Linked DNA regions of Homo sapiens: region 1 is linked to region 2. The links are chromatin contacts, found by Hi-C or POLR2A ChIA-PET in ENCODE. All regions are on one chromosome and are shown on one strand. The core of a region is the stretch at or near the end of the contact, and the rest is flanking DNA. Distances in the headings are between cores, read along the strand shown.

Region 1 (6,564 bases), core at 385-2,884, 670 kb before region 2:
TGACCTTAAGTGATCTGCCCGCCTTGGCCTCCCAAAGTGCTGGGATTACAGGCATGAGCCACTGCACCCGGCCGACTTTTGCAAAGGAAATTCTTTGAATCTGAAGTGTCTTGCAAGGTAGAGGCTATTGCAACCATTTCAACTAGTGTGTCAACAGTCTTCTCTAAGGTGGGCTAGAAAAATGGTTTCATATTCAAATTGTAACTCTGAAAAACAACTGATGGTAATAAAGAGATTCCATAATCAGACAGAACTAAGTGAAACAATTAGTTTTGGTAGAGTTCTGTGGTAATCATAGTTAGAAGTTTATCCTGGGTAGCTGAAATATAACTAACTTCAGACTCCAGGCCTGTCGGTGGCTTGTGCCAATCACCACAACACTTTGAGGGGCCAAGGCCAGAGGATCGCTTGAGCCCAGGAGTTCAAGGCTGCAGTGAGCTATGATCACACCACTGCACTCCAGCCTGGGCAACACAGCTCTTGTTTTTTAACAAGACATTGTTACTTAAAAAAAAACTGCCCTGATGAAACAATTCTACCATGAACACTGATGTTGTTCTGTGGACTACTTCAGGAAGATGGACTAAGAACATCATTAAATAGTTCCAACCAGTTTCTGGGTAATTTTATTTTTAATTTTTTGTTATGAGGGTCTTGCTATGTTGCCCAGCCTGGGCTCAAATGATCCTCCCACCGCGGGCTCTCAAAGTGCTGGGTTTACAGGTGTCACACCGCGACAGCCAAGGGTAACTTTTTTTTATTTTTATTTTTGAGATGGAGTCTCGAACTGTCGCCCCGGCTGGAGTGCAATGGCGCGATCTCGGCTCACTGTAACCTCCGCCTCCAGGATTCAAGCGATTCTCCTGCCTCAGCCTCCCGAGTAGCTGAGATTACAGGCGCCCACCACCACGCCCAGCTAATTTTTTGTATTTTTAGTAGAGACGGGGTTTCACTATGTTGGCCAGGCTGGTCTCGAACTCCTGACCTCGTGATCCGCCTGCCTCGGCCTCCCAAAGTGCTGGGATTACAGGCGTGAGCCACCGCGCCCGTCCAAGGGTAACTTTTTAAGAGCTGCCCTACAGCTCATTACCTCCTTCTCAAGGAGCATGAGTGTCAAACCACCTCCAGCAAAGTAGATGTAGTCTTTTACAGATTTGGAAAGAAGGATTTAGGAGGAAAGGGAAGTCGTTCGGAATGAAGGATTTCCTCCTCTGACGCCCAGCCGTCCCCCGTTAAGCCTAAAGGTGCCAGACCTCAAGACTCTTCTAGAAAGAGATTTTTCCTTTCCAAGGTGAATCCATCTGTTCCGAAGGTCAGAAGCTATTTTACCGAAGTTTTCCGTTCCACTGAAAAAATTAAGGGTCAATCAAAGCTCCTTGCCCCAAACCTGAATATGAGCTTGCCTCGGGTCATATTCGACTCTAAAGACTCCACCACACCATCCTGGACTCCCCTATATCTAGGACAAAAAGCGACCAGTTTCTCAGGGGCTCCTTGCGGGGAGCTTACCGCGCCCTCACTGTCCGCCGGCCCGAGTGCTACCGGAGATCACCAGCGGCCCGGACGCCAGCGAGTGGAACATCTCGGTCGCACTCTCATTGGTTCCAGGGGGCCGGAAGTGCGTGCGTCCAGCGGAAGTGCTCCCCCGGCGCGGTCCGCCAGGCCAGTGCCCTCAGGTAGGCGGGGCCCCTGGCCCTAAACTCTGGGACTGGCGGGCGGTCAGGCGGCACAGGGGGAATCCCGGGGGCCTAAGGAGGTTGTCCCAGTTTTTGTCAGGTAGGCCCGGAAGGAGTTTCGGGGACCATGGGTTTACGGCTACCTCTGGTGGCAATTGGGGCCTGTTGGAGCCCGGCCGCCGCGGGACCTACGTGCCGGACTTCAAGTTCCCGCGTGGGGTGGGATTTGCTGCGGTGGCCGGAGCTGATTCTTCACCCAGTCCTGTTGGTTCTGGGCCAAACCCTCCTCACTTTCAAGGAAGAGGCGTGCTCTCCGCCCTTACCTTTTCCAAGCCTCTGGGTTTGACGCCATCCCTCAAGGCGTGTCCGGATGCGGGATTTTCCTCAAAGACCCTCTCGGCCTCGCTAGGAAGAAACTCAGAAAGGCTGCGGTAGGCGCAGTCGAGGGGGAAAGTGCCCCCGCCCTTGATGTCTCAGGCTGCTCAAGTGGAAGTTATCTGGACTGCCTTAGGGCAAGTTTATATATAGCAAATAAAATTACTTGTTAATGGTTTCCTTTTTTCCAGCATCTCCACCCCGAGGTGGTTTGAACTTTGAGCCTTTTGTAGTCCTGATGAATAATTTCATTTTCCTCAAGTTTATGACACTCGGAACGTCAAGAACTGGAGGTTTGTGCAATTTGAGACCGGTCGGCACTGTGCAGAGATCAGAGTACTAAGAGACAGGTGAGCATGAATGAGGACCCTCCGCTCCAGATATAGTGTCTGAGAGCGGTTTCTGTAGTTTCGTAAAAGTGAAAAGTGCACCACATTTAGTGACTACTAGGTGGTGCCAACGAGTTAATCTTTCGGGGATAAATCTCAACTAATGTAGTACCAGGTTAAGGCTTTTAAAATGCACCCATTTTTACTGAAATGTATTCAGAATAGCTTTAGCTCCTTAAAATATGTTGAGCCTTTATATACGTGACCAAATTATCGACGTTCTATTCTGTATTAGGTACTGAGAAAGCTGAGAGAGGAATCAGACTCATATTCTGTTCTCCAGAGTTTAGTCAGAGGAGATAACGTATTATAATAAAATCATATATAATTAAAGGCAGAAATAAGTGCTAAATAGAGAATAAGATTTGAGCTGGGCGCGGTGACTCACGCCTGTAATCCCATCACTTTGGGAGACTGAGGCAAGTGGATCACCAGAGGTCAGGAGTTCAAGACTCGCCTGGACAACATGGTGAAACCCCATCTCTACTAAAAATACAAAAATTAGCCAGATGTGGTGACGCATGCCTGTAGTCCCAGCTACTGGAGAGGCTGAGGCAGGAGAATTGCTTGAACCCAGGAGGCTGAGGTTGCAGTGAGCCGAGATCGCGCCACTGCACTCCATCCTGGACGACAGAGCGAGACTCCGTCTCAAAAAAAATTTTAAAAAAAAAGATTTGAATGCTAAAGAAGAAGCAATCAATTCTCATTATTCATCTACCAGTTGTTTATTCGGCACTTTTTGTCTGTCCAAGATTGTGCTGGATGCTGGTGTATAAAGAAAAGGTAAAGGCCGGGTGCGGTGGCTCACGCCTGTAATCCCAGCACTTTGGGAGGCCGAGGCAGGCAGATCACGAGGGCAAGAGATCGAGACCATCCTGGCCAATATGGTGAAACCCGTCTCTCCTAAAAATACAAAAATTAGCTGGGCGTGGTAGTGCGTGCCTGTAATCCCAGCTACTTGGGAGGCCGAGGCAGGAGAATCTCTTCAACCTGGGAAGCGGAGGTTGCAGTGAGCCGAGATCGTGCCACTGCACTCCAGCCTGGCGACAGAGTGAGACTCCATCTCAAAAAAAAAAAAAAAAAAGGTAAAGGCTAGGCACGATAGCTTACACCTGTAATCCCAGCATTTTGGGAGGCTGAGGCAGGCGGATCACCTGAGGTCAGGAGTTTGAGACCAGCCTGGCCAACATGGTGAAACCTCATCTCTACTAAAAGTACAAAAATCAGCTGAGCGTGGTGGCGGGCACCTACATTCCCAGCTACTCGGGAGACCGAGGCAGGAGAGTCACTTGAACCCAGGAGGCAGAGGTTGCAGTGAACCAAGATCATGCCACTGCACTCCACCTGGGTGACCGTGAGACGCCATCAAAAAAAAAAGAAAGAGGAAAGAAAGAACGAACGAACGAAAGAAAGAAAAGGTAAAATCCCTACTTAAATAATTCACAACCTAGTGATTGGGAGGAAATCAAGGAAGACCTTGTAGAGAAGGTGACACTTGAACTAGACTTTGAAGAATGAACTGGGCTTCATAGGTAGAAAAAAAAATGCAGGCTCAAAAAAGTGCATGACATTTTTGGAACAGCAAGTCATCCAGTGTGGTTAGACTGTAGGAAACTAACTCTGAAAAGACATTGTCAGTTACATCTTGGGTTTGCCTTGACTTTTACTGGAAAATTCCACAGACTTAAGAGAAAAATTAAAATGGACAATTTCCAGGAAAAATCCACTAAACTATTATACATAAGATGTAGCTACAATAAATTACACTTCTGGGTATAATACTTGTTTATGTTTGCATATCATTAATGATCATAGATGACTTATGCCAATTTTAATAGATTAGGTAGTAATTTTTTGTCATTATATTTAATTTTGAATATACTGTAAGAATCCTCTCCAATGAAGTACACATGTCAAATCATCTGGTAATGATTTCATTATGTGTAGGAAAATAAAACATGCTTTAATGCTGTGTGCGGTGGCTCACGCCTGTAACCCCAGCACTTTGGGAGGCCGAGGCGGGCGGATCACGAGGTCAGGAGATTGAGACCATCCTGGCTAACATGGTGAAACCCTGTCTCTACTAAAAAAAATATACAAAAACTAGGCCGGGTGCAGTGGCTCACGCCTGTAATCCCAGCACTTTGGGAGGCTGAGGTGGGCGGATCACGAGGTCAGGAGATCGAGACCATCCTGGCTAACACGATGAAACCCCGTCTCTACTAAAAAATACAAAAAAAATAAGCTGGGCGTGGTGGCGGGTGCCTATAGTCCTAGCTACTCGGGAGGCTGAGGCAGGAGAATGGTGTGAACCCGGGAGGCGGAGCTTGCAGTGAGCTGAGATTGCTCCACTGCACTCCAGCCTGGGCGACAGAGCAAGACTCTGTCTCAAAACAAACAAAAAACATGTTTTAATAAGTTACCTGGAAAGTTTTGTGGTTTGTTTTTTGTTTTTTGTTTTTTTTTGAGTAGGAGTCTCACTCTGTCTCCCAGGCTGGAGTGCAGTGTCACAATCTCAGCTCACTGCAACCTCTGCCTCCAAGGCTTGGATGATTCTCCCACCTCAGCCCGCCAAGTAGCTGGGACTACAAGCACACACCACCATGCCCAGCTAATATTTTAATTTATTGTAGAGACGGGGTTTCGCCGTGTCGGCCAGGCTGGTCTGTAACTCCTGGTCTCAAGTGATCTGCCTGCCTTAGCCTCCTAAAGTGCTGGGATTACAGGTGTGAGACACCATGCCTGGCCCCAGTCAATAGGATATTTAATGAAACTTGACATACTGATTGTTAAATTCATCTGGAAGAGAAAGTGCACAAGAAGAGCCAAGAATTTTGGGGAGGAGAAAACAATAAAGGCAAGTCATTATCAGTTATCGAGATATATCAGTGATAAAGCCATAATAATGTAAATAGCAAGAAATGTTGCCTGAGGGCTGGACACAGTGGCTCATGCCTGTAATCCCAGCATTTTAGGAGGCCAAGGCCAACATGGCGAAACACTGTCTCTACTAAAAATACCAAAAAAAAAAAAAAAAAAAAAGGCAGATGTGGTGGCACACCTGTAATCCTAGCTACTCAGGAGGCTGAGGCAGGAGAATCACTTGAGCCCAGGATGTGGAGGTTGCAGTGAGCTGAGATCACATCACTGCACTCCAGCCTACTGCACTCCAGCCTGGGTGACAGAGCGATACTCTGTGTCAAAAAAAAAAGAAAAAAAAAAAAGCCAAGTGGGGTGCCTCATGCCTGTAATCCTAGCACTTTGGGAGGCTGGGGTGAGTGGATCATTTGAGGTCAGGAGTTCAAGACCGACCTGGCCAATATGGCAAAACCACATTTCTACTAAAAATACAAAAATTAGCCGGACGTGGTGGCACGCACTCAAGAGGCTGAGGCAGGAGAATTGCTGAAACCCAGGAGGTGGAGGTTGCAGTGAGCCGAAATCGTGCCACCGCACTCCAGTCGGGGCGACAGAGCAAGACTCAGTCTAAAAAAAAAAGAAGTGATTCCTTAGGAACAGAAAATTATCAATGACTAGCCAATTGCCCTAATACCCTTTACTAGTCAGTCTTTTATTTATTAATCAATATGCCACCTTTATTGTAGACCAAATTCTCCTGGATCAATAAATAAAAGACTGATTAGTAAAGGGTGTTTTTGAAAGGAAAGTTAGACCCCTACTTCAAAGCATAACAAAAAATGTTGCAGGTGGCTTTTGTCTGCAGCTAGAAAACAAAAATTTGTAAAAGTCTTGAATATAAAGATGTATAAATCTTGAGATGGTTAGGGCCTGCCTTCATGGGTCACAAAACGAAGAAGATTTAAAGGAGAAGATAGATTTGTCTATTAAAAAATAATAATTTGCCATGACAAAAAAACATAAAATTTAGTCAGGAGACGAAATAATATTTGCAATTACAAAGGCTTCATTGCTTGATCTTAGGAGGTCAAAGCTGCATGAGCCATGATCATGCCACTGCACTCCAGCCTGGGTGACAGAGCAAGACCCTGTCTCAAAAAAGCCAAAGGCTTTGTATCCATGTTATAAATCAGTAAGAGAAAGATAACCCAGCAGAAAGATGGTCACATTTCCAAAGAAGAAATTCATATTAAAAGATGTTCATC
Region 2 (5,950 bases), core at 1,825-4,324:
CATCCACGACAGACCCAGCCAGGGCCTCCCTAGGATGTACAAGGTGCAGCCATGCAGCTCGATGGCCTCCCTTCCTCTGGCATCTTGGGCCATCAAGACACTGAGAGCTACTTGGAGCCGTTTTCCCTTACAAGAAAAGCCAAATGCAGGAGGCAAGAAAATGGCCGATACAGACGGTGGAGCTGCCAGATAAAACAGAGGACACCTAGGCACATTTGGATTTCAAATAAACAGCAGATAACTTTTAGTATAAGTATGTCTCAAATGTTGCAAGGGACATACTTATATTAAAACTGTATTTGTTCTTTATCTGAAATTCAAACTTAACTAGGCATCTTGAAGATTGACTTGCTCAATCTGGCAACGTGAATGCAAAGGGAGCTGAACTCACAGTTTCCTGGCGACGTTGCTTAACGTCCCTGGACCCAGCTCTGCTGAAGCTGTTTCCACCCCTGGGGCCTTCCAAGGAGAAGGGCCAGGACATTTCCTTTTATTTTTATTTTTTCATTTTTAAATTTAGTTCGAGTTGGGTTGCTGTCCCTTGCAACCAAAGGAGTCCTGGGAAATATAGCAAGTGATGGCCCAAATTCAGGATCAAAGTGAGGTGTGGCATGGAAATCTAGTGGCTTGGAGAGGGAGAGTTTAGAACCAGGCTGATACAGTTTGGCTCTGTCCCCACCCAAATCTCACCTTGCATTGTAGCTCCCAGAATTCCCAAGTGTTGTGGGAGAGACCCGGTGGGAAGTCATTGAATCATGGGCGCGGTTTTCCCAGTACTGTTCTCCCGGTAGCGAATAAGTCTCATGAGATCTGACGATTTTATAAGGGGTTTCCCCTTTCACTTGGCTCTCATTCTCTGCTTGTCTGCCACCATGTAAGATGTGCCTCTCACCTTCTGCCATGATTGTGAGGCCTCCCTGGCCACGTAGAACTGTGAGTTCATTAAACCTTTCTTGCTTTATAAATTACTCAGTCTGGGCCGGGTGGGGTGGCTCACACCTGTAATCCCAGCACTTTGGGAGGCCGAGGTGGGCCGATCACTTGAGGTCAGGAGTTTGAGACCAGCCTGACCAACATGGTGAAACCCTGTCTTTACTAAAAATACAAAAATTAGGCTGGGCGCGATGGCTCATGCCTGTAATCCCAGCTCTTTGGGAGGCCGAGGCAGGCGGATCACGAGGTGAGGAGATTGAGACCATCCTGGCTAACACGGTGAAACCCTGTCTCTACAAAAATACAAAAAAAAATTAGCCAGGCGTGGTGGTGGGCGCCTGTAGTCCCAGCTACTGGGGAGGCTGAGGCAGGATAATGGCATGAACCCAGGAGGTGGAGCTTGCAGTGAGCCGAGATTGTGCCACTGCACTCCCGCCTGGGTGGCAGACCGAGACTCCATCTCAAAAAAAAAAAAAAAAATTAGCTGGGCATGGTGGTGCACACCTGTAGTCCCAGCTACTCTACTGGGGAGGCTGAGACAGGAGAATTGCTTGAACCCTGGAGGCACAGGTTGCAGTGAGCCAAGATCGTACCCTGTGCTCCAGCTTGTGTGACAGAGCGAGATTCCATCTCAATAAAATAAAACAAAACAAAACAAAATAAAATACCCAATCTCAGGTATGTCTTTATCAGCAGCGTGAAAACAGACTAATACACAGGGGCTCAAGACCTCTTAAAGGAGGATTTCGGGGTCTGGTGTTGTGGCCTCCAGCCCAGGGCAGCCTTTTCTCTCTCTCTCACTGTGGGTGCCCTGCATCCCTGCAGCTGCCTACATAGCAAGTGACCTGGGGTTTACGCCTTTCTCCTGACCTAAAGCTTTTCTGGGCCTCCACCTGTGCCTGGGCTATCTCGAGAGTCTTCTAAACCCTCCCTTCCTTTCTTTTTTAGGCCATTGGCTGTTATTGTGATTTAAATTATATCAGCATTTGTCTTCCATTACAAAGAAATTTGTACCTACTGGGTCATTTTATTTTTATATTTTTTCATTAGAATATTATATATACATATATATTTTATTTCAATTGCCAACAAATGGTTTTTCGTTACGTGATGAATTTTTTTGTTTGTTTGAGACAGAGTCTCACTCTGTCACCCAGGTTGGAGTGCAGTGGCGCAATCTTGGCTCACTGCAACCTCCGCCTCCAGGATTCAAGCAATTCTCCCACCTCAGCTTCCCAAGTAGCTGGGATTACAGGCGTGCACTACCACGCCCAGCTAATGTTTTGTATTTTTAGTAGAGACGGGGTTTCACCATGTTAGTCAGGTTGGTCTCAAACTCCTGACCTCAAGTGATCCTCCTGCCTCGGCCTCCCAAAGTGCTGGGATTACAGGCGTGAGCCACTGCACCCGGCCCAAGGTAGTTTTTATACATAAATAGAAATCCAAGGGGAGAAAATTCACCCTTAACAAACTGCCTTCCCTTTGGGGTAGAAGTGAGAAGGCAGACAAACCTCGGCTATGTGCCCCCCATAATTAAATTCACAAAGAGAATAAAGGAAGAGGACGATAGAGCAGCCCAGGCAATAAAGATAAAAGTTACCCCTCTGGACCTGCTCTCAGGATTGGCAGACATTGTTCTAGTCTCCTAGATTTGGTGGCAGCCAGCAGGCCTTGGTGACAACTCCTGCCCCAAGTGAATGATGTTCTCTGCTGTGGCTCAGTAGGAAGACACTTCCCCAGGGAGAAGCCAGAGCTGAGCAAACTGGATCCCAATCTTGGTTGGAGTCCTGACCTGGGGGCCCTGGGGGCCTGATACAGACTGGAGATGTAACACAGTGTCTGGCAATGGGTCGGCTGCTGGTGGCTGGAGCTGCGGGTTTGCCCAGTGTCAGCTCTTCCTCTCCCTGGAGTAGCTGCTCCTAGTGTGACCTGCTGGTTACGGGAGTGCACTAAGGGCTCGGGCAGACTCTAGCAGCGTTGCCACTTGCCAGCTGTCATCTCGGGCAAGATAGGTGACTTCAAGCCTTGGTTTCGCATCTGCAAACTGGGAGCCTCTTACCCGAGCTGTGAGTCAGCTGTTGTGGGGGTGGTGGCCTCTTACCCGAGCTATGAGTCAGCTGTTGTGGGGGTGGTGGCCTCTTACCCTCTTGCGGTGGCAACCTCCAAGCTGTGCATTTGTCCTGCAGGAGGGCAGTGGTGGCCTTCGAGATAGTGCCTTTATCGTCTTTAAAGTCTTTGGGTTAAAATGGTGAGAGCTGGCAGGGGCAGCAGAGGGTAAGGAAGACTCTTTTGAAGATGGATGGGTGAACCCCAAATAAGGGAGCAATGCAAGACTCAAGAGAACAAAAAGCATACGGCCCAGGAAGACGGGGTCTTGGTTCCTTGGTATCCCCTGGAACAGTGCCCAGCCCTGAGCCAGCAGTCAGCAGTTGTTAGGACCTGAGCCCCGCGTGCTGGGCGGTGCAAGGCTGTGTGGTCAGCCTGCCTGTCCACATGCGTGAGGGACAGATGGACACGGCCAGAATATGGGGCAGCCCTGGCCCCAGTAAGAGAAGGACACAGAGAAGAAGGGTGCTCCACAAGCAGGAAGACAAATGAGACGTGGTCATACCTCCATCCTCCCGGACAGCAGACGGTGCCTGGAGTTTGGGCATTAGAAGTGGGAGGCAGCCAGGTGGGAGCCCACAGGAGGCAAGTCGGACAGAGCCAACAAGGAAGGAACAATGAAGGATCCTGGAGAATAGCAAGAAAAAATAATGTGCCTACAAAAATCCAGAGTTGGGGCCGGGAGCAGTGGCTCACACCTGTTAATTCCAGCACTTTGGGAGGCCAAGATGGGTGGATCACTTGAGGTCAGGAGTGCGAGACCAGCCTGGCCAATATGGCTAAACCCCATCTCTACTAAAAATACAAAACAAAACTTAGCCAAGTATGGTGGTGCACATCTGTAGTCCCAGCTACTTGGGAGGCTGAGGCAGGAGAATCACTTGAACCCAGGAGGCAGAGGCTGCAGTGAACCGAGATCGCACCACTGCTCTCCAGCCTAGGTGACAGAGTGAGTAATCTCAAAAAAAAAAAAAAAAAAAAAAAAAAATCCAGAGTTGGAAGCCAGGAAATGGGAAGTGATGGAGAATCAATGTCCGTATTTGTCAAAGTCAGTAGACACCCCCAATCAAAACTGATTCAGGGAGTTAAAAATCACATTAAAATTCATTAAGGACTTCAGACTTAATGTTTTTCCATAAACTACTTTTTTTTTTGAGACAGAGTCTCGCTCTGTCCCCCCAGGTTGGAGTGCAGTGGCGTGATTAGAGCTCATTGCAACCCCCACCTCCTGGGTTCAAGCGATTCTCCTGCCTCAGCCTCCCCAGCAGCTGGGATTACAGGCACCTGCCACCACGCCCAGCTAATTTTTGTATTTTTAGTAGAGACGAGGTTTCGCCATGTTGGTCAGGCTAATCTCGAACTCCTGACCTCAGATAATCTGCCCGCCCCGGTCTCCCAAAGTGCTGGGATTACAGGCGGGAGCCACCGCACCTGGCTTTTCATACACTTCTAATGTTAAAGAGACCTTTTGGGAAATGATATTGATTGTGTGACAAAATATATTTCTGAATGGAATGAAATTCCTTCAGTTTCTAGTAAAATTATTAATGCACTATTATTTATTAAGTATTAAGATTAAAATTAGCATCAAGAGGAGGATCCCATTTTTACGAAATATTTTGAATCTTCTATTTGCATCCGTGTCTTGAAGGATGTGCACCCGTTGTTACTGTTGTTCGTTTCTGGAGGGCTGGACGACAGTGATTTTCTTTACACACATTTGTGTACTTTTCTGCACTGTTTCAATGCATTTGTAACAAGCATGTGTGATTTTTACAAAAATATGTGTGTCCAGGTTTTTGCCATCAAAAAATATATATATTTTTTTCTTTTAAAAAAGCAAATATAAAAAGGCCTCATACAGTGAATGCTGAAGGGGGCAATCTCCATGGATTAATATTCTCATCCGAGTGCTTACTGTATTTTATTTTTTTCAGTAAAAAAATAAAGACATACGGAGTAGGAGGAGGGCCTGACTGATAGCATGAGCTTAGTTTGATAATTTTTCCTCCCAACGATGCTTCTTCAGACAAACAGAACTCATGAGGCTGGGTTTCCGCAGCCAGTGAGTGGGGACGGGGGAAAGGAAAGGGCTGTAGTGAGACCTCTCCAGGGGGACAGAGCAGCCCTAAGCTGTTGGGGGCCCCCCTGGCTGCCATCCCTGCTGCAGCGTCCAGCAGTGGGCGCTGACCGTGGCTTTGCTCTCCATCAGCAGCCAGTGGGAGCTGTCAGGAGCGGGGGTCAGACCTTGCCCTGCTTCTGCGTGGCCCTATCCCACGGTGCCAACAAGCGTGGTGGCCTGCCATGGCTGGACCACATCCATTGCACCCCTAGGCCCTGGCCACTCTGGGCACAGGAGACCCATGTGCTTAGACCCTCCCTCCCCTAGAGAGGATGACACGTGCCAGGCTCACCGCTGGCCCCACACCCGCTCAGGCCTCCACCCCTCCAGCCGCCTTGCTGACCACTCTCTTTCCTTATTGCCATTCACTCATTCATTCACTCACACATTCACTGCAGGGCGGCGTGTAAAGTGCCAGAAACACGAAAAGGAGCAGAATGTATGGAGTCTCTGCCTTCGTGGTCCTCAGCCCGACAGGTGAGTGGGAAGATGGGGGTAAGAGAGGGCATGGGTGGAGCCGCATCCCCTCCCCTTCTGCTGGGAGCTGGGTGGCGAGGGGCAGCTGGCTGACCCCACCCGGGCTCTGGCTGTCTGTAAAGAGCTTGTAAGAGACCCTGGAGAAGGTGGACTCAGGCTGGCAGCTCCTGAGCTTGTCTTCACCACGGCTTCTTTTATGATTTGCGCAACTCTTCCCCTCCTGCCCTTCCATCTGTCCCTGCATCTCCAAAACTATGGTCTATCAGGAAAACAGTTCCAATTAAGCAAGAAGAAACTGATGCTGCACAGCAG

What was found. A loop is a pair of places that touch in the nucleus more often than their neighbours do. ChIA-PET counts read pairs that join two places held with the same protein, here RNA polymerase II (POLR2A). Pooled maps may share reads with other maps.
Region 1: a loop to region 2 is called in a pooled map, with 2.4 times the contacts of the local background. The contact joins the promoter of LZIC here to the enhancer-like site in region 2. A Hi-C loop is called at or near these places in 1 of 50 pooled maps. POLR2A ChIA-PET finds 5 or more read pairs at or near these places in 2 of 52 experiments (OCI-LY7 and activated B cell).

Annotation. Positions count from the first base shown.
Region 1 is chr1:9,938,461-9,945,024 of GRCh38, reverse strand. LZIC (leucine zipper and CTNNBIP1 domain containing) reads left to right here and starts at 1,634. Exons shown (of 8, transcript NM_032368.5): 1 at 1,634-1,776; 2 at 2,243-2,401. It overlaps NMNAT1 (nicotinamide nucleotide adenylyltransferase 1), which reads right to left and starts at 1,550. Exons shown (of 5, transcript NM_022787.4): 1 at 1,510-1,550. RefSeq lists enhancers at 1,465-2,034, 1,302-2,501, 2,035-2,605, 5,200-5,700, 5,701-6,201.
Region 2 is chr1:9,272,780-9,278,729 of GRCh38, reverse strand. No RefSeq gene overlaps it. Among named protein-coding and RNA genes, the nearest start is that of SPSB1, 17 kb to the left of the region's middle. Within about 2 kb of position 3,074, at least 4 of the 41 ENCODE cell types and tissues checked have a DNase peak (open chromatin) inside an H3K27ac peak, as active enhancers do.